Regions from separate parts of the Mus musculus genome. Here regions 1 and 2 are each linked to region 3. The links are chromatin loops, found by intact Hi-C in ENCODE. Cell type or tissue: heart. All regions are shown on one strand.

Region 1 (8,000 bases), 340 kb after region 3:
GTTACATCTTTGCTCTTCAAACTGATTCAAACCTTACATTCAAATGCACGCTGATCAACTGTTGTGGCATGTGTTGTAATCCCAGCACTATGGAGGCCGAGGCAGGAGAAGAGTTTAGAGTTTGAGTACAGTTTGAAGTGAGACCGTACTGGAAATAAATAGAACTGAAACTTGTCTTTTGTTACAAATGTGATTATTTTAGCCACCAGATAAATAAATAGCTTTTGAGCACTGAAAAAAAAGCTCCATGATTTGTTGTGACTTGCGGTGTATGGTAAGGTGATTCATTGGCGGAATTGGGACCAAAAGCTAGAGTTCATGCTTTAGCTTAGTGGCCTTAGACTTTTTGTAATGAGAACAAAAATATGACAGTATCTCTTTATATGGTGGACATACATGGGAAATGTCCTCAGGGTTGCATTTTAATTCCTCAGAGTTTCTGTTATAGGACTGGCTGGACAGTGGCTCAGAATAAGCTATTTAACAAGATCCTCAAAGCCCTGCAGTCTGACCGGCTTGCACGATTGGCCAATGAAGGGGTAAGACATTGGAAGTCTGTCTATAGTTGACTCTCTTAGTTTTGGCCTCGGGGGTTGTTGTGTCCTGTGTGCTCTCTCCCCTCAGCCCCCAGCTTGCTCACGGAGCGTAACTCTTGTTTTATTCTTTTTGTGAACACCTTTCAGGCTTGCAATGAGCCTGTGCTGCGTCGCGTGGCTGTGGACAAGTGTGCAAGGAGGGTGCGGCAGGCGCTGGCAAGTGTCAGCTGGGACACCAAGCTGACCCAGTGGCTGCACACCACCCTCGTGGAGACCCTGAGCCTGCCCATGCTGGCTGCTTACTTGGATGCCCTGCAGACACTGAAAGGGAAGGTAAGACTGTGCTTGGTTTGCCCGAGTGGCAGCAGCCAGGGTTTGCTGTGAGTTCAGAGGGTTTGCACAAGGCCCTGTGACTAGGTCAGCACAGAAGCTAACAATTTGGCTATTATAATGGAAAAGGGGATCATTTTCCCTTCTATTTGGTATAAATTTCTTCAGTCGTGCCATTTTTTTGGATAAAGTGTGGTATCTGAAAACCAGGATACATAATTTCCCTCTATAGCCTTGTAGTTCTTACCTTGAGTCATCGCTGACTTGAACTGTGGTGGAAGAGACGAGGCTGAGCAGAGGAGGACCAAGGGTACCTTCTGAGTTAACTCTCCTCATGAAGAGATGGACTGTAGGCTGAGTATGGTGCTACACACCTTTAACCACAGAACTGTACAGGCAGAGGCAGGTGGCTCTCCATCACTTGGAGCTTGGTCTACACTGCAAGTTCATTGTAGGGCTTGAGTTAGTGAATGAGGTGGAGTTCTTGACACATAAGCCAGCATATGGGAGGGAAGTCCACAGCCCACACACAGTAGCCACCGAGGATTATGTAAGTGGCCCTCATAGGGGTTTGAGGAGTGTGTGCTTTGTTCCAGCACAAGCTGGTCTTGATTCTGAATTCAGTTTTTCACTTTCCTTTTCTTTTCCTTGGTGCTAGTGGGGTGGAGCCCAGGTCCTTATATCTGCTCTGTCATATGTTCACAGAGTTACGTCCTCAGAACTTCTAGTTTCATTGTTTCTTAATCGTAATTTTTTTTGAAGTTAGAAAATGCTGTGTTTATGAGAAAGCTGAAGAAAACTGGTTGTGTGCCAGTATAAAAGAGAACTTAGAGCTAGATACAACGGTTAATGTGTGGTAGGATCTTTGACCTCAGTTTTTTCTTTAGCTAATATTTACCTTGCATGGGAGGGAGCAACAAGAAGTTTATCTGGTGGACAGTGTGCTATGGGGGAGAGTGCTGGTAGTCCCCAGGGTAATGGTAGCTCTGCCACACTTGCCATGACCAGGATTTAGAAGTAATTCCCTTGCTTGAAGAGACAAGGCTGCAGCTACTTTTGTGTAAGTTACTGTGAATGAGGTGATCGATATTTTGAGCATGATAGACCCCTTTCGTGCACTCTTTAAGTGTGCACAGCTAGTGCTACCTGGATATACTGCTGGAGTCCAGTGTGGGCTAGCTGAAGTGGCATGGCTGTGCCTGGTACACTAGCCAGTAAGCACATTGAATGTAAGGTACTTTCTGCCCTAGGCTGTGCTCTCTCTCTATTGGTAGCTCCTCTATTACCAGACTTACAGCTGTTAGTGAGCATGGGTTGTTTTGCTTTAAAATACGTGCTAGGCTTTACACGCACCTGGCTGCTCTTTTCCCTCCTAGCAGAGAAGGGACAGCAATCTCAGGGTCTTCTTTTTTTTGTTGAGACAGAAGCATACAGGGCTGAAAAGGCCATAAAGCTTAGGTGGAAGTCAGTAACTAATGGCTTTTTCATGTTGACAGTGAGCCTCAGGGCTTTTCAGTTTCCTACGTAGACTACTGCCTGAGAAGGATGTATAAGTAACCTCAGTGATTAAAGGGAGTTATAAAGAAAGGCCAGTTGTGGGTGGTGAGCCTTTGTCACTGCGTACTCCTTCTTCCTTGCTGGAATCTGGTATTTAAGTCTACTTGGGTCTGGAATAAACCCCACAACATGTGCTTGCTTTTTGTTGTTTTGAGAGTAGGTCTCCCTGGGTAACCCTGTCTGGCCTAGAACTAGCTTTGTAGACCAGACAGCCTTGAACTTTGTTTAATTCTCCAACCTCTGCTCCCCAAACTCTGGGATTGTGGGAATGGGCTACCATACCAGCCTGAGCTACTATACCAAGCCTGGGCTACTATACCCAGCTGTGCCTTTGGCTTATAGCTCATACCTCATCTCACGGTAGAGTCCTGCCTCTCCTAGGCCTGCGTCACCTTATAAATTGGTGCTTCAGATGCGACTTCTTGCTCACTTTCCCTGCTCTGTTGGATGGCACTATCACCAGTTAGTGCTTTCTGTGTCATTGTCTTCGTCCCCCCCGTCCCCGTCCCCGTCCCCCCCCCCTCCCGCAATGGCTTTAGCACTGCACATCCCTCCCCACCACCCCTAACTTGGTTTGTCTTTCTCACCCTTTGAGAGAAAATCCCTCTGCAGGATTAGCTTGGTGCTTTGTAAGGCACTGAGTGCATTGAGGCAGTCTAGATGTGCACAGTCTCACGCACAGCTCCTCTCGGTGTCTCTTCTCCCTTTGTTGTTTACTTACTTACTTTTTTGAGACAGGGTTTTCCTTTTCTGGCCTTGAATTAGATACCCTCCTGCTTCAGCTTCCTGAGTGCTGGACCCAGATTTCAAATCTTCTTAAACTTACTTATCTGAAGCATATTTACATGAAGGACAGAAGAGGGATTTCAAGTAACATACCACATTGTCCATTTTATTTTAGTTATTTTGTGTGCTAGAGATTAAACCCAGGGCTTTGCAAATCCTAGATAAGAGCTACTCCCCGCTTCAAATCAGTCTTTCTGACTCTGCATGTTTTTCTCCCTCTCTCTCTCCCCCTCTCCCTCCCATGCTCCTCCCTCTCCCTTTGCCTTTGGAGTTTTATGCCTGCCTCACACCATATTCTCTTGTCTGAGAAAACCTATCACACTTAAAACCTTTCCTTTCTTCCTTGAGATTGTTTTGACTTCTCTGTGGGTATTGTGGAATTTATGAAGATAATTCTTCGCAGTATAAGCATCAGCATGTCTGAAACCTATATTTATATATTGGTGAGGTCACTTTTTTGGGGAATAGTTAGTTAAAAACAGGATATGATATAAAGCAAAATATACATAATATAGTAGGATATATTTGGGGGGAACAATAACAGGGTTCATTATGCATGTCTCATCTTGAAGACTATTTGTCTGTTGAAGCAGGGTCTTTTATATCCCGTGCTCTGCAGTGTTCCACCCCACAACCACCATAGCTGAGGTTGGTTTCTGTGTCTTCGGATGTGAGAAAGTACCTGAAGTACAGTCATGAGGGAAAAGGATGGCAGAACGAACCCCACCAGATTGCCTTCCAGAGGATCAGCGCTGCTTTGCTTCCACAGGAGTGCACTCTCTGGCTGTGGACTCATTTGTGATTTGTGGCTGTGCTTAAGAGCTAGGAGCGCAGTGGGATTCTTCATGCAGCTGGTTGCAGCTGAAGGGAAGGTTTCTCACTCCACACTGGAAACGTCTTTGTTCTTCCTTCTTCGTAGATCCCAACTTTGATAGATCGGATGCTTGTGTCGTCCAACACCAAAACTGGGGCTGCAGGAGCGGAGGCCTTGTCCCTTCTCCTCAAGAGGCCCTGGGACCCTGCTGTTGGTGTGCTTTCACATAACAAACCAGTAAGTTGGCTGTTCAGCCTTGGCTTAACATCAGCAGCCTTTAAGTGCATATAGAATGTTCAGGCTGAGCCTTTAGAGGCTTGGCAAGAGGTGATAAGTGGCTTAACTTTTCTTATTATTAGCTTGGGTTCTTTGTTTTTAAAGTGTGTGTGCACTCGCGTGTGAGTGCAGATGCTCCTGTGCTCGTGGAGGTCAGAAGAGGGTTCGCATTCCCTAGGCGAGTTACAGGCCTTTGTGAGCCACTTGATACGGGTGCTGAGAACTGCTGTCAGCTTCCCTGGAAGAACAGTGTGTGCTCTTAGCGGCTTGAGCCGTCCCTCTAGTCATAAGCAAAGGACCCGTGCTTGGTGCAGGAAGAGTTTGCTACAGTTGCTGCGGGCTTGTAGATGAGCACGCCTCACTCAGTGGTTCTGGACGGGATTCTGTCTCCTCAGAGCAAGCTCCCTGGTTCTCCTTTGATTCTCATCGTCTCCTCTGGTCCCTCCAGCTCTGTGTTCCCTGCCTCACGCCGCCACCGCTTCTGGCAGTCTCAGCTCTCCTGCTTAGGCAAGGTAATTGTAAGGGCAAGAGGAATTCTGGGTAGGAATGTGTACAGTCTTGGAGGATTAAAGAGAAGAGTGTGGGGGAGGGGTTGAGTTTGTTAAACACAAATGTGGTTCATTCCCCTAACTCTGATTTTGGCATTAAGTGTCACATGTCTAAGGGATTTGGATATCAAGCAGAATCGAGATTTGAATCTTGGCACTCCTGGCATGGATGCTCTTTCTCCCTTTAGGTCATCCCTGTAGCGACCCATCTACTGAACAATGGCAGTGGGGTAGGAGTTCTGCAGTGCCTCGAACACATGATTGGGGCCGTGAGAAGCAAAGTGCTAGAGGTGAGAATGCCTGGGTTTAGTTGGCTGAGATGTACCCTGTGTGTGATTGTTCTGTGCCAGGGAGTCTCCCATCTTACCTACTGTCTTTTTTTCTCTTGCCACAAAGATTCACAGCCATTTCCCACACAAACCCATCATCCTGATTGGATGGAATACGGGAGCTTTGGTGGCCTGTCATGTAAGTAGTTTCTGACGTATTTGGAGGTTACTGAAAACCTGAAGGTGGTTCTGGGAACCTTTCTTACTCTGAGATCTTCCTTGTCTGTCTTAGTAGTAGGTACTCTGCATGGGAAGCTACTGCATTTACACTGTGGAGGACAGTCTTAGTTTTGGATAACATTACAGAAACGTTACAATAGGAAGGAGAGAGCAGTAGGTAAACTCGTTGATCTCTTCACCCAGCTTTTTCAGGGATGAGCTCATAGTCAGGCTTGCTTGTTCTATTCCTGCCCACTTTCTCTGTGCTCTGGATTATTTTGCTGAAACCTCCAAAGTGTAATGGCACATGCTTGTAATGTCAGCTCTGGGGCCTGAGGCCTGAAGGTTGCCATGAGTTTTGGGCTACCTTGAACTATATATAAGTTTAGGCTACTCCAAACTTTTTTTTTGGTTTTGGTTTTGGTTTTTTGAGACATGGTTCCTCTGTGTAGCCCTGGCTGTCCTGGAACTCACTCTGTAGACCAGGCTGGCCTCGAACTCAGAAATCCGCCTGCCTCTGCCTCCCGAGTGCTGGGATTAAAGGCGTGCACCACCACTGCCCACCAGCTTTACTCCAAACTTCTTTATATATATATATATATATATATATATATAATTACGTATTTTCCTCAATTACATTTCCAATGCTATCCCAAAAGTCCCCCATGTACTCCAAACTTCTTAAGAGAAGAAAACTAAACAATCTTAAAAGTTTCAAATCTGTGTTTCATTTATATATGACAGAGCATGTATCTGGGGGGGGGGGGTCCTTTTCCCCCCAGACTTAAATACATACTATGGTCTCTCCTTAACATTTCTTCTTCTTCTTTTTTTTTTTTTTTTTAAAGATTTATTCTGCTTAACATTTCAAATAGACACAAATTAGTTTTGAATTTGATGTTGACTTCATGTTTGAAGAGTCCCAGTTCTTCCAACCAGTGTAGTCAAGTATGGTGTAGAGTAGTGAAAACAAGCATCTGCTACCCTCTGCATGCCTGCACACCCACACGCCCGCGCAGGACAGACTCTCAGGCCCACACGCCTTGAGAAGCCTCAGCTGTGTGGGAGTGTCCCTTAAAACTGCTGATGAGAGATTTCTTCTTTTAAGGGACAGTGTTGGCATTTGTGTTTTTTCTGTGTTTGGGGTATCTCTGTGTGTTCTAGAGATGGAGCCAGGGCCTTGCACATATGAGATAAGTGTGCTACTCTGTCTTTCCTATATCTCCCAGCCTGGTAACATTTGTGTTCTTTTGATTATATTTGTTCTCAATAACAAAGTCATAAGTAAGGGGGGTTCTAGTCTAGATTGTCTAGCAGGACTAAAGTATGACAGCTCCCATCAGACTCAGGTGTGTATGAAGGTCCTATCAGGGTTCCAGTTCTCTAGGTGGTGACTGCCTGTGCTCTGTACTCTTAATCATGTATGGCTGACAAAACTGAAGGCTAGAACAAGCAAGAAAAGCTGGGACTGACTGGTGGCTCTGGGCTACCCAGGCCCACTTGCATTCTGGGGAGGCTGGGGTGTAGTGAATTTACTTATCCTAAAGCTGAATGATGCCTTTATTATGTACAGGTGTCTGTGATGGAGTACGTCACTGCTGTTGTCTGCCTTGGGTTTCCTCTGCTTACTGTGGATGGACCCAGGGGGGTAAGAGGGAGATGAAACTGCTTGGTCTTTGGCAGTGGGAGTGGGGGGCAGCAGGAATGTGGAACAGTGGAGTGCATGCTGCATCGGCATTAGTTGAGGGCCAACTGCTTACATCTAAACTCCTGCCTCTTCCAGGATGTGGACGATCCCCTCCTGGACATGAAGACTCCAGTCCTCTTCGTCATTGGTCAGAATTCTCTACAGTGTCACCCTGAAGCCATGGAGGACTTCCGGGAAAAGATTCGAGCAGAAAATAGCTTGGTGGTGGTTGGGGGAGCTGATGATAATCTCAGGTGGGTCCATCTCCCGAAGGACGAGAGGGAACGTATTGAAATGTTAGAGAATGTTTATCCGTGGCCGAATAAAGACAGACCAGTATGGCTGAAGGAACAATTAAACTTGCATCCTATAATCCCAAAATGTATTCAGGAGGCTAAAGCAATAGCTAGCTGGCCCTTGAACCTATTTCAAAAAACTACAGCACTAGTACAAGAAATCTGAAATCTCCTCTATCCCTCACCTAGACAAAATATAATCAAAATGTCGATTTGATAGTATTGTCTAATCTAAATAACAAACCTAGATTTCATCAGTATCTCCCAAGAGAGGAGAGGAACAGAGAGAGGGAGAAGGGGAGGGAGGTTGGAGAGAAAGTGAGCCCCTTTCTCCCTCTCTTTCTTATTTGTTTTGAGGCAGGATTTCATGTAGCCCAGACTGTACTCATATTTACAATGTAGCTGAGAATGGCCTTGAGGAGGATCTTTCTGCCCTTAGCCTCCTGAGTCTCCATGCCTAGTCTTCAGTGTTTGTTTTCTGGAACCTTGACATGGTTGAAGATGGCTGATCAGTTATAAAATATCGATAGTTCTTTTACATGTTTTTCTCTGATCTATTGAAGATGTTTAGTTTTGTCAGGAATGCCACAAAGGTGACATTGCTTCTCAGTGTATTCTGTCAGAGGATACATGATTCAATTTATCTTGTTACTACTGATAATAACGTTGATCATACAGTTGG
Region 2 (8,000 bases), 320 kb after region 3:
TGTTCCTGTGCTGAAGCCTCCTGGACATGTTAGAAGTGGAGTGACTGTCTCGTGAGACAATGTGAGTGACCAAGAGAAGAGAGGACGCTGCACAAGGAGCCTTGGCTCTGCCTCGGGATTCTAGGATTCATCAAATGGCGTCAGTGGATTAGTGCATGGGCCATGATGTGGTGCGTCCCCAGAGGCAAGAGGGAGAGAGATCAAGAACAGCTGTGGGCTTTTGCAGCCCTTTCAGATCAGAGGCTAACCTAGGCTAAGTTGCCTCAGTCTTAAGAAACTTGGGTGAGAGACTCCCTAGGCACCAGGTTAGTGCCTGGCCCTGCCCCTTTGCTCTTGGAGGTGTTCATTCCTCTTCCAGGATGGCCACGGAGTGTCTACCTCATTCCATATGGGGTCATGTCCTTCCTCCACTCGAGTTCTTTTCATCATATCTGCAAAGACACCAAGGGGCTGGGATGAGTTGGGGGAAGTATGCCGGTGTCTGGGTTTGAATGGGGTCAACAGAGGTGGAGTGGGTACCCCAGAAGTCAAGTCAGCTGGCAGCTGTAACTTAGCATCTGTGCATTCTTTCTCAGGTAGTTCAAATTTATCCCTCTGTGGGATAGATAACCCTATTGTTCTTTTTTTTCCATTAATTAATTAATTAATTAATTAACTTTTCATCTTGATTGCAGCCCCCTCCTCCCCTCCCAGTCCCACCCTCATAAACCACTTCCCCCATTAAGCCCCTTTCCCTACTACCCCTCCCCTTCTCCTCAGAAAAGGGGAAGCCTCTCTTGGGTACCACCTGCCCTGACACATCAAGTTGCAGCAGGACTAAGTGCATCCTTCCCCACTGAGGCCAGATAAGGCAGTCCAGCTAGGAGAAGGGAATCTGAAGGCAGGCATCTGAGTCAGAGAGAGCCCCCACTTCAATTGTTAGGGGACCTACATGAAGATGAAGCAGCATATCTGCCACAAAACCTTCTACCCAAAAATGTGTCCTTCCTACTAGACGTGAGGGATAAAGGCAGAGCAGAGATTGAGGGAATGCCCTACCAATGCCTGGCTTAACTTGAGACCCGTGCCATGGGAGAGAGCCAACCCCTGGAACTATTAATGCTCCTCTGCTATGCTTGCATATAGGAGCCTAGCACAACTATCTTCTGAGAGGCTTCATCCAGAAGCTGACAGAAACAGACAAAGAGACCTAAAGCCAAGCATTAGAAGGAGCTTGGGGAATGTTGTAGAAGAGTTGGGGAAGGATTGAGGGAGAGAACAGGTCAAGGACACCACAAGAGAACCTACAGAGTCAAGTACCTGGGCCCAGATGGCTCACAGAGACTGAACTAACCAACCAAAGAGCACATGTGGACTGGACCAAGGCCCCCTACACTTACATAGCAGGCAACTCTATTTTTATTTCCCTTTCTTTCCTAGCACATAGTATCCTGAGTCTCAAAGCCATGTGGGACTGTGATTCATTTTGGCCAATGGAGTGTAGGAATGATATTTGCTTTATTCAATGAGTCATCTTGCCTGCCCTTAAGTATTTTTGACTCTGAGTTCCCAGATGCAGGGTCCACAGATACAGAGGGCCAGCAACACTGCCTTTGTTTCAGTGGACTTGATTTTCTCATTCCCAAGATGCTAGGTGCTTGGTAACGGGTTTTGAAACAAACAATCTCCCCAGGACATCATTCATGTAGTGGAATTGACCTTTTGATGCCGAACAGGTAGCCTTTTGGAACTGGGTTCTCACCTCTGAAGTAGACAGTTACGAAAGCTTTGGGTGTGGTGCTGAGGGGAGGGTTAATCGAAGCGGACTCCACAACAACCCTCAGCATCTTGGACGCTTGTTCCCGCTCCTCCTTCCCTGCACAGGGCCACCTCTTGCTCCTTGGAGCTCCTCCGTCCCAGGTTCACAGGGTGAGTGGAGCTTAGCAACAAGAGGAACATCACAGAGATAAGAGGTTCTTGGTTCCAAAGAGAATCTCTGGGAGGTGAAGGACGCATGACAGAGTGTAGATAAGACAAGTGGCTTGAGGCCCACACAGACAATCGACCTCCCTGCTTTGAGGACTCCTCCTTCCTTTTCTTCTGTTACTGACCTTTTGAGTTCAAAGTCAGGCACAGAATTCTCTTCTGTCTGGAATGAATTACTGGCAAAATCATGCAATTTAGATGAGAAAATACAAGAAGTGAGACCATCAAGATCTATATACAGGAAAATCCATGATGCCTCACGGGAGGGGGAGGGCTTTCTTTTTTCTTTTTAAGATTTATTTATTTTATGTATATGAGTACACTGTGGCTGTCTTCAGACACACCAGCAGAGGGCATCGGATCCCATTACAAATGGCTGTGAGCCACCATGTGGTTGCTGGGAATTGAACTTAGGACCTCTGGAAGAACAGTCAGTTCTCTTAACCCCTGAACCATCTCTAACCCAAGGGGAGGTCTTTCTAATGGAAAAGTAAAACATTTGGCCTCTTTTTTCCTTTGATTTTTTTTTTTTTTAATTTGGGGGACAGGGTTTCACATAGCCCAGGTTGGCTCTGACTTACTGTTGTATAGCTGAGGCTGTTCTTGAATTCCTAATCCTTCTGCCTCTGAGGGGATAGGTAGTTTGATTTTATAGTAATTAATGCTAAGAAAGCTACTTCATATAAAGACAGGCTATAAAATGGCAGAAGTGTTCTCAGAAATGATTGGGCAGTATGCCCTGATACCAAGCTAAAATTCACTTAACGATTGTTTTAGGAAGCCCAAGTCAGCCATTCAAAATGCAATTTCTAAGACTAGGCATTCTGTCACAATCCAAAGAAATGCTACTTTGACACATGCTGAAAGATAGGAAAATATTAAGAGCCTTTGTTTTTGTAATAAAACTATCAGGTTTCTGTAAGAGCAGAAAACTTTGTGTCTACAGCAAAAACACTGCAATTGATAACATACAGTAGTCTAAAATCTGAGCCAAGGGGTTTCGAAAGATTTGTTGGCACTCTAGCTAGCTAAATGGCACGAGCCGTGCGAAAGTGCATGTTGTGTGCTCAGAACCAAGGCTGCAGTGACATTGTGGATGTGAGTCATGAACTGCCAGTTACACCCCTTGAATTAATTTTCAGTCGTTGTACACTTAGAAACATTTTGTAGCTTAATTTTCCCGACCCCTCTACCTTATTTAAGCCTAAATGGGATGGCAACTGAGTGTTTAAAACAGTGTTCTATGGTGGTGCAGGCCTATAATCCGGACACTTGAAAAGAAGAGGGGCAGAAGAGTCAGAAGTTCAAGGGCAACCAGGAAGTGGTGGGCATGCGCAGAAGACGGATCTCTGTGTTTGAGGCTAGCCTGGCCAACAGAGCTTGTTCCAGGACAGCAGGGCTCCATAGAGAAACTCTGTCTCAAAACACAAAACAAAAACAAAAACAAAACAAAAACAACCAACCAAACAAAATCAAAACCCAAATCGAACCAAACCATCAACCAAATTCAAGGTCTTCCCTGGCTGCATAGCTAGAATGAGCCTAGCCTGAGATACATGGGACCCTGTCTCTCCATCCCCTCCATAAATGAAAAAACAACCAATAACACTGAGTTCTAAGACCGGGAGGTGGGGGTCGCTCATAGTAATTGCCATCAAGAAATCAATGGAGCTCTTGACAGGTGGCAGAAATAATTGACTGCATTCCCCTGGCAACCTGGTGAATCAGGGTTTAGGCATTTGCACATTTCAAAGTTGAGAAAAAGGCTGAGCCAAGCAGTTAAAAGTCGAACCTTAAATTCATTGTTTTTAATAGCTGAGTAGTACTCCACTGTGTAAATGTACCACATTTTCTGTATCCATTCCTCTGTTGAGGGACATCCGGGTTCTTTCCAACTTCTGGCTATTATAAATAAGGCTGCTATGAACATAGTGGAGCATGTGTTCTTATTACCAGTTGGAACATCTGGATACATGCCCAGGAGAGGTATTGCTGGATTCTCTGGTAGTACTATGTCCAATTTTCTGAGGAACCACCAGACTGATTTCCAGAGTGGTTGTACAAGCTTGCAATCCCACCAGCAATGGAGGAGTGTTCCTCTTTCTCCACATCCTTGCAAGTATCTGCTGTCACCTGAATTTTTAATCTTAGCCATTCTGATGGTGTGAGGTGGAATCTCAGGGTTGTTTTGATTTGCATTTCCCTGATGATTAAGGATGTTGAACATTTTTTCAGGTGCTTCTCAGCCATTTGGTATTCCTCAGTTGAGAATTCTTTGTTTAGCTCTGAGCCCCATTTTTAATGGGGTTATTTGGTTTTCTTTAGTCCATGTTTTTGAGTTCTTTATATATATTGGATATTAGTCCCCTATCTGATTTAGGATTGGTAAAGATCCTTTTAAATACCTAATTAAAAAAACCTGGGGGAAAAAAAAATTGAACCTTACATCTGTCCTCTGCCTCATCTTCCACCTCATCCTAGTCTGAGCTGTACCAGTTTCTTATTAAACTCCGCAGAGCCCTAGAATTGTATCCCAACATTCTGCAAAGCTTTCCCTCCCTCTCTTCATCTCCCCATCTCTCTGGTTTGCTTTGAGGTCTTGAGACAGGGTGTCATGGTGTAGCTCAGGTTGTTCTGGAACTCACCTCGATCCTCCTGTCTCAGCCTCCAGAGAGTGCTAGGATTATAAACCCCGATGGGCTGAAATAAACCCCACCCGCACACTGCAAATTGAACCCAGCTCTGTAACAGGGAAGGGGACACCGAGCGCTGGGGTGGTCTGAACTATCTTGCTCTTTGTCCTCACTTTTCCCACAGAAAACGCAGAGGGAGAACGTCTCTGCCCCGGGAGTCGCGCGCGCTTTCCGCGTTCCCCACAGGTTAGCCAGGTCCCGGGCGCGGATCCGCTCCGGGCTTTGCCGCTCGCCGCCGCGCGGTTCCGGGAGAGCGATCTGCTTCCGCGTTTTCCTCAGAGCCCAAGGCGCCGGGAGGTAAGGCGCACGCGCATTGGGGTCCGGCTCGGGCGAGCGCGCGGCCGACAACTGCGGGTGAGACGCGGTTTTGCCCCGGCGCGGGTGGTGGCCCGTGGGGTTCCAGGCGTTGGGCGGCGGGCTCGGAGAAGCCCTCGGGGCTCCGCGGGCATGAGGGGTCGGGGGCTGAAGCCGCGGGCCAGGCCGGGCCGGCCGGGCGGGGCGCGGGAGGCAGACGCGGCGCTGGGGCGGCCGAGGCGCGAGGCCGAGGAGGGCCCCGGGAGGGGAGGTGGGGCCGGGCGGCTCCTCCTCGCCGGGAACTCGGGATGACCTTGGCCGAGTCGTCCGGGCTCCGGGGCCGCCGCCCGGGTGGGCCGTTTTGAGGTTCTGCGGTTCCGTGGCGGGAACCTCTCAGAGGAGCGGGCCGTTTGCTGGGCGCCTCGCCGAGGGAGGGCGAAGGAGGAGAGGCCTTCTGAGGGCCCGGCCGGGCTGAGGGCGGGCTCTAGTTTTTCTCTTCCCAAAACTCCGGAGTACCATGAGGTTGATGCAAACCTTTGGTGGAGCGTGACCCTAGGAGAGTCCCCTTGACCTCAGCCCAAAGCAATGAAGCTTGGAGGCCCGCGGTGCCCGCCTGTTGTGCTGGGGCCACCCGAGCAGACCAGCCCTGCCCACGTCCTGTTTAGGGGACGAAAAGTAGGGACCTTTAGCTTTTGATGAATTCATGTTTGTGATCCCTCTGGTTTGCAAAAACCTTTACCACCCAGGAAGAAAATTGCCCAGCAAATTTAGGTTTTTGTTTTTGAGATGGGATCTCAATATATTGCTCTGGCTGTCCTGGAACCCACTCTGTAGACTAGGCTGCCCTTGAACTCCCGGAGATCCGTCTGCTTCCGCCTCCCCAGTGCTGGGATTAAAGGCGTGCGTCACCACGCCTTGGCAATTGCAAAGGTCATGTTTTTGTGAACTGTGGAGTCTTGTCAGTTTACAGTTATAAAATTGTGTATGGCACCGTTCTGTTTGGTGGCGGTGTGGGAGGACACATAGATGTGCATAATCAAAGATCGAATGCTGAGCATAAAGACATGTTTTGATAGTGAAAGTTGGGAGAAATGGAAGCTATTGAATTCACAAGCCCCCTTTCACTGCAGGTGACTAGCATGCAGATATTCACACCCTGACTTGGCTGCTTGACTACTGACATGGCCCACCGGGGTGGGGAGAGGGACTTCCAGACTTCAGCTCGGCGGATGGGTACCTCCCTGCTCTTCCAGCTTTCAGTGCATGAGCGGGAACTGGACCTCGTTTTCCTGGATCATAGCTATGCAAAACCGTGGAGTGCCCACCCAGATGCCAGTAGTGCCCGCCCCACCCGCATGCTCTTTGTAACCCCCCGTCGGCAGCAGGAGAATACTATGTGAGTTTGAGAATACCATGTGAGTTTGGGTTTCCTTCTTAAGGAAGTGATGCGTGGCGGGGCTTAGATGTTCTTAGGAGTGATTGGGGCTGCAGGGTGAATGGAGAGCTTGGATGAGCAGCATCAGAACGGCAGGGCAAAGTTGGACACCTACACAGACATTGCCAAACATGAGTTAGGAAAGGGAGATGCGCAAAGGAAAACAGCCTAGCTTGCTTAGTTCCCAGTAACTAGATAATTCCTTCTTCCCTTTACTGCAGCATCTAGTTTGTTTGGCAGTGGCTACAATCTATCATTGAGTCTCTGGCTTCAGTGCACAGATTGGGAGACAGTTCCCAAAACATTGCTTTCAATTCTTACCTCCTTACAAAAAGCCACCTGTGGGTTAATCTAAACCCTTCCTAAGTAAGTCTCTTTATCTTTCCAGCCACCCTATGTCAGGGGGCAAGAACATTTCAAAAATGTACTCTCTGATAAATGATTTGATTATATTTGACCTAACTAATTAATTTTGAACCTTCTGACTTCACTCGTATCAGGATTTGTTGAGACACTCTTTTTCTGATCATTACAAATTTTAAGATAGGAGATTTTGTGTTTGTTTTGACTTCATGTTTAATCTTTCCTCAAGCACAGGTTATTTTTGTTTTGTTTTGGTGGGAGTTGAGATCTTGTATTTGGGTTCTATACACACACACACACACACACACACACACCCCTCTCTCTCTCTCCAGACAGTAAGTAGTATGAACTCTGATCTTCCTGCCTGCACCTCTCAGGTGCTCGGATTATAGATCTGTGTTACCTCCATCACTTGGGTCTTACTGTGTACCCCTGGCTGGCTTTGAGCTTGCTGTGTAGTTCAGGTTGGCAGCCTCCCTACGTTCCGATTGCAGTCATTGCTGTGGCTTAGAGTAATAGTTTGCTTATTTAAGATAGGGTTTCTCTATGTAGCCCTGGCCATCCTGGCACTCTCTATGTAGATCAGGCTGGCTCACAGATCTGTCTGCTTCAGCCTCCCAAGTGCAGACCTGTAATACCTCCCAGCTCAGAGGAGTTTTTCTTTCCTAATGATAGTAACAGGTTTTTGGCTTTCAGTTTCCTCATCGTCCATGAGCCGTGACTTTAGGGGAACATTCTAGCATAATCCTGATCCTTCTGGCCTGGGGATAACTGAAAACCGCCTTTAAGTAGAATTTGAATTTTTTTTTTTTAACTATATAAAACTTCCTGCTTTGTGTTTGTATCTTAATGACTCTTTTATTTTTGATGAGAATCAGTGATTTAGGAACCAAATTACTGTATTGGAAAATTTATTTTATTTTTAATTGTGTTTATGAGTGTGGTATGTTCATCGAATACCAGTGTCCTCAGAGGTTAGAGGCATCAGATCTCCCTGGAGCTAGAATTAGACAGTTGTGTCACCCACCCCACGTGGGTGCTAGGAATCAAACTTGGGTCTTCTGCAAGAGCATCAAATGCTCTTAACTGCTGAGCCATCTTTCCAGCCCTTAGGAACTGAATTTTTAAATTGTTTTATTTTTATATAGCTGCATTTTTAAAAGACTTTGGAGCCAAGTGTGGTAGCTCATGCCTATCATCCCAGCACTTGGTGAGGCTGAGGCAAGAGCAGAGTCAAGAGGTTAAGGCTA
Region 3 (8,000 bases):
GCCAGCCTGGGTTATACAGCAACATTTTTCACTCATACACTCATCATAAAAAAATACAAAACTAATGAACACTTAGGAAAACTTGATGCCTAGAGATTAGGTGACTTAAATATATAAACTGTACTTTCCTAATTTTGATAGTCACACTGGAGGAATTAATAGTCTGTAGGATGTAGCATAAGAGCTAAAGATGGAGCTCAGTGGGTAAAGGCACTTGGCACGCAAGCCTGGTGTCATGAGCCAGCCTCCCAAACACAATGGAAGGACAGAGCAGACCTCTCAAAGTTGTCCTGACTTCTATGTGTGCCACAGTCCACATGGCCACAAATGATGCACATGCATTTGTGCACACAGAATAAAACGAAAACCAAAACAAAAGGTGCACCAGTGGTGGCATACAGCATTAATTCCAGCACTCGAGAGGCAGAGGCAGGCAGGTTTGAGCCAGTCTGGTTTACACAGGGAGTTCCACACCAGCCAGTTAGATCAAAATAAAAACAAAAATACATACATACATATATACATACATAATGGAACATCAGATTAGCAATTTGCAAGTAGTCCTGGAAATGTTTATTCTTGAGCTTGCAGATAATTTATTTTTCCTTGGTGGCAGGAGACAGAACCAAAGGTTCAGATGAAACCCTCTTCTGTGCAAAACACTGCATTTCCTTCAGAGCCCAGATGCTCCCGGGATGCTACAGGAGCTACCCAAGCCCATGTGGCTAGCCAAGACTAGAAGCACCTAGGGAGCCAAAGCTCTGCTACCCAAGTCCCACCACCAGAGACTGTGTCAGTAGGATGGATGGCCTGGGTCCTAAGACTTGTAGATCTTGGGTGATTCCAAAGTGCAGCCAAATTAAAGGCCTATGGACTCAAGAATTCACTAGTCTGTTTTAGTTTCTTATTGCTGCTATAAAAAGTTAATCACAAATGCAGTGACTTAGGATATAAAATTTTTATTATCTTACATAGCAGCCCAGCACGGGTCTCACTGAGCTAAAACCAGAGCACCCATAGGCCTTCCTATCTGGAGACCAGATAATAACTTTCACCTGCCTTCCAGAGACCATTAGCATTTCTTGGCTCATTTATTAGTGTGCATGTATGCCATAGCACATGTGTGGAGGGCAGAGGACAACTAACAGTTCCCTCCTTCCACCATGAGGGTTCCAAGGATCGAACTCTGTCATCAGGCTGGGCAGCTGGTAGTTTACATGCTGAGCAAGAGGTGACCAGCCAGCCAGCCAGCTGTCCTAGCTCTAAGGCCAGCAAACCCAATTCCATCCACAACCTTAATTCCTATTGGCTGTATGACCTAAAGTACACACAGGTTTGGGGGTGGGGCGATTTGGATGTGGACACCTTGAGAGGACTGTTGTTCTGCACACCACAGCCGGGAAACGTCCTGGATATTCTCCTTTCTGTACTGGTAACAAATGTTAAAAGAAAAGCAGCGAGGGGGGATTTGGCAATAAGAAGCCCGGGAGAACATAGACTGACCTAATGATCTAGATCTTTCTATAGAGCGTGATGGAGCGTGTGAAAACAGTGCAGTGCACCAGGCTGCAAACAGGAACTTCCCAGCAGTACATGGAGCCCTCAGGGTCCAGCTAGTGAGGAACAGCATTTAAAGTGAGATTGGCAGAGGAAGATTTTTTTTGGGGGGGGGGGGGGTTTTACAAGACAGGGTTTCTCTGTATAGCCCTGGCTGTCCTGGAACTTTGTAGACCAGGCTGGACTCCAACTCAAGAGATCCGCCTGCCTCTGCCTCCCAAGTGCTAGGATTAAAGGCGTGCGCCACCACGCCCGGCTGGCAGAGGAAGATTTAACAGCTCAACGGGACTCCCTTCCCACAGCAAAGGCCTCAAGTGGCCAATCGATGCCTGACTGCTTGGAAGCAGAGATGATCACTCAGAGGAAAGAGTGGAAGCAAAGGCTTACACTACACCTTCCAAACCGGTCACCAAGATGGTGGGCCACTCCACTTTCCATCCCTGAAATCAACCGGGAAATTATGTATAGTGAACCCGCTTAATAGATAGTAACCAAAGTCACCTCTGGCAAATTTCAACACAGAATGAGAAGGCATTTCCACTTTATAGGGATCTGCCTTGAGAATTTCAACATGAATCATAAACTTGCTGGCTGAGATGAGCTGTGGCTGCCCTCCCCAGTTTATATTTCCGTGAGTATTTCCAAAGAAAAACTCCTCACACATAAAAATTCAGTAAATACCTAGGCACCAATACTAAGCTCCAATCATCACTGTTATTTTATAGAGTGAGGTCTAGGTCACCCAGGCTCAGGTATCGTCTCACGGCAGTCTCTCAAGTGACTGGGACTTCCATGACCGGGTCCAGCTCAGTGCGTCTCTCTTTCTTCATTCTCCCTTTTAAAGGGAACCACTGACAGGTGCAGAGATCACAGTGACAGTTCTCACTGGAGGACAGAGTGGGCTGGAGCTCTGTAACGTCCTTCCCCTAAGTCCTGCGTCAGGGTTAGTGTCTCTGTAGCATATGGCCCAGTTATTCAGTCATTAGCAGGGCAAAACGGAACCATGAAGATCTGAGCAAGGTCAGCATATTGTCACTGCTCTTGCCCCTAACAATCCCCCTTGGTTTTTGCCCCCTCTACATTATATAAAAGTTAAAATTTAAAAGAATTTTTAGCCAGGCTGTGGTGGCAGATACTTTTAATCCCAGCACTCAGAATCTGAAGTCAAGGCAAGCCTGGTCTACAGAGTGAGTTCCAGGCCAGCCAAGGCTACACAGAGAAAAGAGAAACCCTGTCTCGAAAAGCAAACAAATAACAGCAACAACAAAAAGTTTAAAATTTTTTAAAAATAAAATTCTAACAATTCTATACTGGTTTTACATTCTAAGTGGATGCCAAACTAGTATTAAGAGATAGGTGGTCTCAATATATATATATTAAAAAAAAAAAGACTATAGACATAAGACTAGCCAGCTATGGGAGGAGCCAGTGCAATGGCTAATCTTTATTAGAGAGAAGTTTTTCTTTACATTCTGAAAAGATAACACAGGGGCTCAGTGGGCCATTTGGTGGGGCACCAGCTTGTAATGGGTTCCACAGTTGGGGCATCGCTGACTCTCGCCTTTGTGCAGCCAAAACCAGATGACAGTACAGTTGTCCTCTTCACCTGAAAGGGAAAGACGGTTGACAGTCATCCAGCGTCCATGTACAGAGGGAGGCTTTCAGCATTCACCTCTTTCCTACAGACACTTCGGACACAGCAACAAAACTGCCACTGACTAGGAGACCACTTCACGCTCCGCTCCTTCAAATGAAAAAGCGGGGATGCATTTACCTGTGAGTAAGATAACCTTGTATGGGGTCACTGTAGGTTCTAACAATTCCAGTCCCTATGCAAAATTCCAAAACAGGATCTGTACTCATGTGTATCCCTAGTGCTTGAAACAAACAGTACCTGGCATATGTATGTACATACGTGTGTGTGTGTGTGTAAATAATCTGGGCTGGAAAGATAGTTCAGCAATTAAAAGCATGGACTGCTCTTCCAGAGGACCTGAGTTCAATTCCCAGTAGCCACAGCAAAGTGGCTCACAGCCTTGCTTGTAACTACAGCTCCAGGGTCATCTGCCTTCTGTGACTTCTCATGCATACTGAGACTTAAGACAGTCAACAACCCTTACAACAATGTATACACATATTTACATTTTTACACACATACAGTCCATCATACACACATATCTGAAGCAATTTATAGACATTCTGTGAGGCAGGTTATAAACAAATGGGCCAGAAAATAAAAACAAAGTGCTTACAGATGCAGCCCACTATTCTCTTGTTGCTGATGGACGGGACTAGATTAGGGTCTTCCTTGGTGCCTGAAGCTGCCTTTGGAGGTAGCATATTGTATGGGTCCTGAAAGAGACAAGAGTTGACTATTTATGACAGATAACGCCTGCCACTGCACTGCAAAAGGGCCGTTCCTACAAGCTGGGTTGTCAGGACCAGACGCTGGCTGACAGGAACTCCTCTAATCCCATCCAAGCCCCAGGGCTCCAGAGGACACAGCATTTCTCCTTACCAGTCCCTTCTGTGCTGCTATCATGATCTCCCTCTCCAGCCCAGTAGCCTGCTCCTCATCAGTGGGGACACCACCTAGAAGAAGAAAAATGAGCTACGGCAATTGATATGACCACGATGGATACACGATAAAAAGATCAACACGGGAAAGGTGACGTTATCCGCTTCTTTGGTGGGTTCCCAAGCTACCCATTCCCACAGTCCCCTAAGCCCACTGAGGCATGACTCCCAAGCCATACCGTTTTTCCCTTCCCACCGCGGAAGCTTGGTTGTCGACTTTCCCTACAATCAAGTCATGAGAGTATACTGGCTGGTGGCGGGCAAGGGATTTGAATGTTGGTCCAGCGCTTTTTCAGCCCTCCAAGTCCTTGTGTTCCAAGGTCACCCGGCACCTTCCAGTGAGGGCACTTTGAAAGCGGGTTCGATCGGGTGGGCGGCCGAAATTACAGCAAGACCGGACAGAGCGCCGGCTCCCGGAGCCTAAGGTGGTCAGCAGGGCTCGAGAGAACGCTAATGGCCGACCCCGCTCGACCGCCCATCACCAACCACGCCGGAGGCCATGGACACCGGCCTGTCCCGCCCAGCTGGTCACGTACCTCCAGAAGCCATGGAGCGGGTCACGGCCGCGCCACGGGGGCCGTGGGCCCTCAGGGCCTGCGCCGCCAAAGCGCCCACTCCGCGAAGTAACCTTGAAGCCATCTCGCCCGAGACAAGCAGATGCACTTCCGGGAACAGGCTGAGCAAGATGGGCGGGACTTCCGTTGGTGGGAGTCTAACAACGCCCGGTCAGTCTTCCGCTTCCTGCCCCGACCAGCCGAAGCAGCGCTAAAAGTAGACGCCGCACATGCGCAGTTCTGCCTCTTCGTGGGCCGCGCAGACTCCCGCCGCCTCCGGGGCGTGGCGTCAGTCACCCTGACAGCTAGCGGCTTTCGGGTTCATGACCTGTCCGCTTGAGTGTTCGCGCCCAGTGTCCCAGCCACATAGTAGTTCTTGTAGTGGAGGTGCTGTGGAAGCCGAAGTTCCCGCAGTCAAGGGCTTCCACCACGAATCATACAACCTTGGGCGTGAGCTCAGGAAGCCTGTTGTGTTTGTTATGCCTGTTAGCCACGGGTTCGAGACTGCAGACAGCTTTAGTTGTTACCAAATTGTTGCAATGGCCCACTCCGTCAGAAATTGACAGTACACCCCCCCACACACACAGTCTTAGCCTCAATTCCCTCCTCCACTCTGTTTTGTTTTGTTTTTTAAGCACGGTATCACTATGTAGCCTGGCTGACCTTTAACTCCCTATGTAGATCAGGGTGGTCTAAAGCTCACAGAGATCTGGTTACCTCTGCTGGGATTAAAGCTGTTGCACCGTCCTCAGTTTTCCTCCTATAGTAATGTTATGGGAGGTGATGGTGTTGGCCCCAGGGACAAGGATGAGGGGGGTGCGGGGGGTGCGGTGCAGAAGGGCTTTGGAGGCATAGATGTAGGATACCTCCTGATGGCCACTCCACCACGATGAGGATACTAGGAGGAGGAGGGACAGAAAGAAAGTTAATAATGCAACTGGAAATGACAATAGGCACCGTGGCCAGAAGTCTCTAATTTAGACAGAAAACGTCCTCCATTGCTCAGTGTTGCACACAGGTAAAGCCTGACAACTCACGGCAGAGCGTTCACTAGATTTCCAAACACTGGCTTCTTCGATTTATTCTCGTTGTGGAACATTCCTGAAACACTATGGCTGCATACAGTATCTATGCTTCCCTAATTGCGTCCCAGTGATGAAATCTTAAGTACCTTGCAGAGGCCTGACATAATAATATCAAATGACTTTTAGTAAATCCTGCCGCTTGGACCAAAAATATAGTTTATAGAGCTTGTGACTACAAAAGGTCAAGTTGAGGAAAACTACAAAGGACTAAATTCCTGGGTGTTGTCACCTACCCCTTGTAGGTTATTTTCAAAAGGGTCTGGTGGAACATTCCTTCAGAGGAACTAACCTGGTCTTCATGGCTGCCCTCAACCAAGAAAAAAAAATAGCCTATAATGAGGCACCAAATTTCTTGACTGTGAAGATGGGCTTACACTTTGCATAGTTTTCATTTTTACTTCCTTGTCTCCACTACAATCATCTGGATTAATTCCTAATTCAAGGCATCTTTCCTCCAATGAACCCATTATTGATTTGTGTCCACATTAAGAGGGAAAACCCCAGTCAGCCCCATCAGCCAGCTCCACCATCTTTCCTCCTTTAGAGAACACTCAGGAAAACCAAGACTAGATGTCTTTGTTAGGGTGAAGAGACACTGTGACCACGGCAACACTTATGAAGGAAAACATTTAATTGGGGCTGGTTTACAATTCAGAGGTTTAGCCCGTTATCATCATGGAGGGAAGCAGGGCAGCATCCAGGCAGACATGGTGCTGGAGGAGATGCTGAGAGTTCTACCTCAGGATCCACAGGCAGAAGGAAGTGAGAGACGCTGGGTCTGGCTTGGGCTTTTGAACCCTCAAAGCCCACCTGCAGAGACACACTTCTGCCAACAAGGCCATAGTTCTTAATCTCTGTCAAGTAATGCCACTCCCTAATGACGAAGCCTTCAAATATATGAGACCATGGAGGCCATTCTTAGTCAATGTGCATCAAAAGCACATTGTAAAAAAAAAATCATATAACACAAACAACACAAGCTGGCAATTTGGCATTTATTCTTTCTGTCCCCGACCCACACTAAGCCAGATTTTTCTCAGCCTCAGCACAATTAATATTTTGAGCCTGGAGATGATTTGAAGCAAGGAGGGGTTGAGGGTTCCCTTTGTGTACTGTGGGACTTGGAAACTCTCCCTCCTGGAAGTCTCCAGGGTGGCAACAGAAGTGTCCTGAGCACAAAGAAATGCACATACACGAGATGGATTTGCTTGTGAGATAAAAATATAAATGACTGAGGAGTTGCTTTTCTAATTGAACAGAATATTTTGTGGACGTTCCTCCAGGTCAACACATATATTATAATTGCTGCATAATATTCTTTATAGATGTGTTGGAATGACTCCAACTATCCCCCTGGTGGACTGGTGGATATAGAGATTTCTGAGGCTTTGTTTTTGAGGATTTTTTTTTTTAAGACTCTTCATGAGCTCAGTCAGGAGCACAATAGAGACATGTGGTTGAGCCATTGTGGTACAGGACTATCCTGGACACCGCGCTCATGCTAGGCTGCGATTCTGCCACTCAACTGCATCCCAGCCCTTTCTGGTTTAGACCAGTGGTTTTCAACCTGTGAGTCAGGACCCTTTTGGAGTTCGAATATCAGAAATTTATATTGTGATTCATAACAGCAGCAAAATCACAGTTATGAAGTAGCGACGAAATAATTTTATGCTGGGGGTGGGGGGTCACCACAAAATGAGGAAATGGATTAAAGGGTCACAGAAAGGTTGAGAACCACCATTTCAGACATTCTCACCCTGTACCTCAGGCTGGCCTTGAACTCTTAACCCTTCTTTCACTTCTGAGTGCCGGGAACACAGGAATGAATCTCCTCACCAGGCCAGATTTCCCATTTTTGTCTCCTAGGCTGTGGCAATGCATCCTGTAGCTGGGATCACAGGAGTGTGGGCATGAAACATTTTGACACTTTATGCTGAGTTGTTTGCTTAGAAATGTGTAGCAATTTCATCTCCATACTAGTAGGGTCTTCCCAGTTTGCCTCTAGCTGAGAGAACAGTGCAGAGCTGTTTCTGCTACAGACATTCAGCTACCTGAGTCCCAAGGCCTCGGGCAGCACATCTTTTCAGATTGTCTCGGTCTTTTGCCCTTTCTGTCAACTGCCACTCTGGCAAACTACCTTACACTAACCCTGTGTCTTAGTTCTTCTTTTTCTTATTATTTTATTTTTTATTAAGATGTATTAAAGAGTGGTGGCATTGTCCTTTAA

What was found. Peaks named below come from ENCODE experiments on the same cell type or tissue, not always from the same donor. Only the 100,000 strongest peaks of a DNase experiment are listed, where the experiment ranks them.
Region 1: it touches region 3 in a loop (2.5-fold over the local background); 5 of 42 quality-filtered maps call a loop at or near these places.
Region 2: a loop joins it to region 3, with 2.0 times the contacts of the local background. A loop is called at or near these places in 5 of 42 quality-filtered maps.

What each region holds. Positions count from the first base shown.
Region 1 is chr1:36,350,909-36,358,908 of GRCm38, reverse strand. Kansl3 (KAT8 regulatory NSL complex subunit 3) reads left to right here. Exons shown (of 22, transcript NM_001310513.1): 4 at 449-539; 5 at 684-869; 6 at 4,129-4,260; 7 at 4,695-4,811; 8 at 5,036-5,137; 9 at 5,244-5,315; 10 at 6,909-6,983; 11 at 7,119-7,276. Among named protein-coding and RNA genes, the nearest start is that of Mir6898, 6.2 kb to the right of the region's middle. In heart, no CTCF peak of the experiment used is centred here; no DNase peak of the experiment used is centred here.
Region 2 is chr1:36,366,117-36,374,116 of GRCm38, reverse strand. Kansl3 (KAT8 regulatory NSL complex subunit 3) reads left to right here and starts at 4,936. Exons shown (of 22, transcript NM_001310513.1): 1 at 4,936-5,012; 2 at 6,083-6,348. The coding sequence starts at 6,134. Fer1l5 (fer-1-like 5 (C. elegans)) reads right to left here and starts at 1,927. Exons shown (of 53, transcript NM_001277076.2): 1 at 1,742-1,927; 2 at 379-431. The coding sequence starts at 1,826. In heart, no CTCF peak of the experiment used is centred here; DNase peaks (open chromatin) are centred at 4,976 and 5,896; H3K4me3 peaks cover 2,314 bases; H3K27ac peaks cover 1,417 bases.
Region 3 is chr1:36,688,360-36,696,359 of GRCm38, reverse strand. Cox5b (cytochrome c oxidase subunit 5B) reads right to left here and starts at 4,873. Exons shown (of 4, transcript NM_009942.2): 1 at 4,671-4,873; 2 at 4,076-4,149; 3 at 3,810-3,909; 4 at 2,972-3,163. The coding sequence starts at 4,773. The coding sequence ends at 3,051. In heart, no CTCF peak of the experiment used is centred here; DNase peaks (open chromatin) are centred at 4,889 and 5,479; H3K4me3 peaks cover 2,081 bases; H3K27ac peaks cover 1,652 bases.